2 separate regions of the Homo sapiens genome follow, and region 2 is linked to region 1. A link is a loop called in an ENCODE intact Hi-C map of the cell type or tissue named here. Cell type or tissue: IMR-90. All regions are shown on one strand.

Region 1 (2,500 bases):
AGTGCTATACTTAGGGGTATGAACAAAACAATATTAACTCACAGAGGTGGTGATGACATAGGAGTTAAGAAAAAATTATTTAGGCAGATAGTGAGGGTACGAGAGTCCTTGGTAAAGTTTTCCTTTTAATGAAAAGCAGCCCCCAAATCATTTTCTTTTCTAACAAAGAGCAGCCTGTAAAATAGAGCTGCAGACATAGACAAGAAAGCTGGAAGCTTGCACAGGTGAATGCCAGCAGTTGTGCCAAGAGGAAAAGGCTATCTGGGACTAGGCATGTGCAAAATGGCGACTCCATGTTCCCTTCTTTTGCCAGCTACGTGTACAGTAAGGAGCAGACAAGTTGGCCCTGGCCAAGTGAAAAACCCATTTGCATAATAAGATTAGGGTGGGGTGGCCAGCCTTCCCTGTGCGCTATATAAACATCACATCTGGTCCAACCAATCTGTGGGCCCTAGTAAATCAGACACTGCCTCCTGAAGCCTGCCTATAAAATCTGGTGCAGTATGCCACAGGCTGGTTTTTCCCTTTCGGGAGCCCCTCTCTCACGAGAGAGAGAGCTATTCTCCTTTCTCTTTCTTTTAGCTAGTAAACCTCCACTCCTAAACTCCCTTGCCCTGTGTGTCCATGTCCTTAATCTTCTTGGCGGAGAGACAAACCTTGGGTATTTACCCCAGATAATGACACAGCTTCAGTGAGGTCACTAAAAAGGAGAAATTTTAGTTTGAACTTTTTTATTTATTTATTTTTAGTTTCAATCTCTTTTAGACTTCACTGGATAAAAAAGAGAAGAAATGAATAAGTGAATAAATAAATGTCCTGCCTCTAAGAGACAGCAAGGGCAAAGGCAGAGAGGAATTTAAAAACATGGTATCACAGCACATTCACTGTGCAGTAGCTGGAAATAGAATACAAATCATGCATTGCTCTTCAATGTCAAATTACTGAAGGCCATATGGTGTCTATTTGGCTTGTGTAAACTGCACTTTCAAATACAAGAAACAAAACAAATTGTATTTCAAGTTATTTGCTTCTTTCTTAAGGAGGAATCTACCTACCGTTTCTAATCTCCTTGTCTAGAGGGAACAAACAGGTTTGCATCAGCAGCTATTCTGTTGGTGTAATATGCATGTCCAAAAATAGCACCAAATCAAATAGTTTTAATCCTCAATTTTGTTAAATAGCTGGATATATTGGATATTTTTCCAAAATAAATCTAAATAAATATTGAAAAACTAATAAATATACCAACATGGTATACTTTAGAACTATGAGTGATAGTACGTCAGGTAGCCAGGCAAGTGTAGAAACAGATGTTGCCCAGCACAAGGTCTCTGGGTCTGTTTCTTCCAATCTCCACCCATCATCACTCTGGCTTGACTCCTTGATCATCAGCCTTTGTGTTCTACTCATGATTGTGCCCTTTATTCTTCATTTTTATTTATTTATTTATTTATTTATTTATTTATTTATTTATTTATTTATTTATTTTGAGGCGGAGTCTCACTCTGTCGCCCAGGCTGGAGTGCAGTGGCACAATCTCGGCTCATGGCAACCTCTGCCTCCTGGATTCAAGCGATTCTCCTGCCTCAGCTTCCCAAGTAGCTGGGACTACAGGCGCCCACCACCACACCCGGCTAATTTTTTTTTTTTTTGTATTTTTAGTAGAGATAGGGTTTCACTGTGTTAGCCAGGTTGGTCTCGATCTCCCGACCTTGTGATCTGCCCGCCTTGGCCTCCCAAAGTGCTGGAATTACAGGCATGAGCCACTATTCTTTATTTTTTTTCCATTTGCCTTACTACAAATAAATATATAATCTAATTTCCCAATAAGCCTATATTTTAAAAAAATCAAATTTGGACATACAGACAGTTCAGAAAGGAATAAAACTAAAAAGGAACTTCGCTCCTTTCCCTGCCAAGTTTCCTTCCCAAAGCGGTAAGTGGTATCAATTTCTTGTGATTGCTTCTAGGAAGCGAATGTGTAAATATGTGTTACATTCTGTGACTGGGGTCAATCCTGGGAATTCTGTTTTTCAATACAATCCTCAATATTAGGAAAAATTTCCAATTTATTTGTAGTGTGCAACATACTTTCTTTGGGTAGTTTCAGGTTCCTCTCTGTTTTTGGTTACTCTTCATTTTCAAATTTTAATATTCTGTTTTCTCCTTTTGGTGACTAGGTTCATTAGCAAGTTACTTATAGTTACTAATCTGCCCTTAGTTGCTTATTTTCAATCTATTTACCCACTTTCTGTTTCCTAATTAATTTTGCTTTTATTATTTTCTTCCCTTTTTTAGGTTTATTTTGTTATTATTTTCTAACTTTTGGTCTTGAGTAGCTAAATTTTTTTGTTTTTATTCTTTCCTACTAGTTATATAGATATGCAAGGCTATATATTTTTCTCTGCTTTTAATTTCTAATATTTATTGTTTTAATTATAATAATTTCTAAATACTTTGCAATTATAATTTTGATTACTTGTTTGATCTTTGACATTTA
Region 2 (2,500 bases), 72 kb before region 1:
TGCTGCTGTGGGTAACTGGGGCTCAGGCCCTTTGGGACTCTAGGGAGACTTTGCAGGACATTCCTCAATGTTGTCCTACCCAAGAGGTGAGAAGTTGGGATATTTATCCAGCATTTCCTGTCTGATGTCTGTTGAGGGCTGCTTCCTGAGGCATCAACTCACAGATTCTTCCAGTCTGCCCTGCACGCTGAAACACGCTCCTGCAGCCAGAGAAAATCCTCAGGGAGAGCACCAGTACTTGCTGAGAGGCTGTCAGTGAGAAAAAGAATCAGAAGAGACTGTTAATGGAATTGGGTGTACATGGGACCTCTGACAGCATCTGCTTTGGATGCATACTTCCATAAACAGCAGTTAGGGCCCACAGTCTTCTAATCACTTGACTTTGAAACACACGTGTTGCATTTCAATGTGTTATATAAGATCAAATTGCTGATCAAATTGCTAAGTATTCAGTGAAAACTATACGTAAGGATGTGATCTTAAAATTGAAACCTGGATAATGGGAAGAACCCAGCCATGTGAACAGCGAGGGGAGAGTGGTCTTAAAGTCTTTCCTGTTGCCCATTTATTTTTTATTTTATTTATTTTTATTCTTTTAGATACAGTCTCGCTGTTGTACCCATGCTGGAGTGCAGAGGCATGATCATAGCTCATACAGCCTCGAACTCCTGCATTTTGCCTATTTAAATTCTGAGCCTAGAACAAGGAAATTTAAATCCTGGATTGCTTGAAGACTGATTCTTGGCAATCACATTCTCATTCAGAATAAAATTGTTTTTAGCCATCTCCTTCAAAATAAACTTTCAAATTTTCCATTTGATATCATTATAATGTTCACGTTCTCTTGTCTAGTCAGTTTCTCTATGCCCACTATTCGTGAAATTTCCCCATCTCATTTCCCCAAACACTGCTTTGACAGTTTCTTTTTTCCACGCTAGGTTTCTCTAAGCCCCCTCGGATTTGCATAGAAACTATAGTTCCTTAGATAAAAATAAAACCTTATTTAAGACCCAGAAAATCTCAATCCCCTATGCCAACAGCAAAGAGGGCAATTTGGATACCTGAGCCTGGACTTGCTCAAATCTTTCTAGTTACAAACTTGCCCCCACTGCTTCCAGCATCTCAGGCAAAAGGTAATTCCATATCTCTTAGACACCAGTGTTGAAATTTTTTAGACTCTTAATGTTCTCTGAGTAATTACATGGCATGAAAAAAAATCAGATGAGTTTTTGAAGAGATGACTTCTCCCCAAGGCCCTGAGTCACAGATTTTTTTTCTTTCTATAGAGTCACTGTCAAAATTGTGAGTCATCCATTTCTTCTTGCCAGTGCAGCACACTCCCAGGGGACACGTGGCTTCACTCCTGAACAAGTTCAGTAAGCAGTGCTGGAGAGAATACTGAAAACGTTAAAGAATTATGAATACAGCTCAGATCTCACTTTCCTGTTTTTTAGATTTTGGGAATTCATTCAGGTGGAAACAGCATTTCTTGCCATCACATGATGGGGGTGTCCCCCTCTGCCATGTTTCCCATCAGTTCTATCTTCCTCCCTTCCAGTTTCTCTGGACATGTCTGACTTTTGAAAGAGTAATTTTCTCCAACATGTATTTTGAATTATCTTCTCTGTACATAATTATTTTCTATCTCCTAGAAATTCTTCATAATTTTTGTTCCTCTAATGGAAGATTTTAATTTTTTATGTACTATTATGCATTATTTTAATCAGTTTTTTTTGCTAAGGCTTTACAGTGAGAGTAGGTACCTGTACTCAGTTTGTAAGTTGATAAAAATTTTTAATAGCTCACTATACATGATTTATTTTTGCATATCCAGCAACACAATGTTGGCTTTCAATAAAGGTTGAATGAATAAAATGTTTAAAGCATTGCTTTTTAAGAAGTTCTAACCTAGTGAAGTCATAAGCAAACTTGAAAAATGTGTGTTAAAATAATTCTAGGTATCAGGTTTTCTAATCTTGTATGCAAAATCTTATATCAATTTAGTTGAATTTGCTTATACAGTGTTAGCAAGAAAAACAATTAATACATAAGCATATCTTCGCATAGCTGCAACAGAAAAAAAAGAAAACGCCCTCAAAACTATAAACCAGTATTTTAATGTATGTATGATTCCTGCTTGATGCATTTCATTACTGATATTCCAGGCTTTTTTCTTTTAATACTTCCAATGACCACAAACTCATGATACCCTCATAAGGCGATTTAAAGCAGTTTCGGAAAGTTCTAATTGTTGGGGGAGAAATTATTTAGGAGCCAAATTATGTATTGTGGACTGTTTTAACTGCTGTGCTAAAAAATTTAGATAGTTTCTGTGTCAGTCACCTTGATTAAGAAAACTGCAAATAAATCACATTAGCAACCGAAATGGAAAAAGCAAACCATCAATATTGAGCCTCAATGTCCCCTGCTAGCTGTAAATCCCTAATTCCCCATGCAATACATTTGTTTACCTAGCAAATGTGTACCCATTTGAGTACCT

Evidence for each region. Peaks named below come from ENCODE experiments on the same cell type or tissue, not always from the same donor. Only the 100,000 strongest peaks of a DNase experiment are listed, where the experiment ranks them.
Region 2: it touches region 1 in a loop (2.4-fold over the local background); 4 of 110 quality-filtered maps call a loop at or near these places.

Annotation. Positions count from the first base shown.
Region 1 is chr20:10,001,502-10,004,001 of GRCh38, reverse strand. All of the region lies in intron 1 of PARAL1 (PPARG activating RBM14 associated lncRNA 1), which reads right to left. Among named protein-coding and RNA genes, the nearest start is that of PARAL1, 16 kb to the right of the region's middle. In IMR-90, no CTCF peak of the experiment used is centred here; no DNase peak of the experiment used is centred here.
Region 2 is chr20:10,073,488-10,075,987 of GRCh38, reverse strand. All of the region lies in intron 3 of SNAP25-AS1 (SNAP25 antisense RNA 1), which reads left to right. Among named protein-coding and RNA genes, the nearest start is that of ANKEF1, 40 kb to the right of the region's middle. RefSeq lists an enhancer at 423-1,622. In IMR-90, no CTCF peak of the experiment used is centred here; a DNase peak (open chromatin) is centred at 1,317.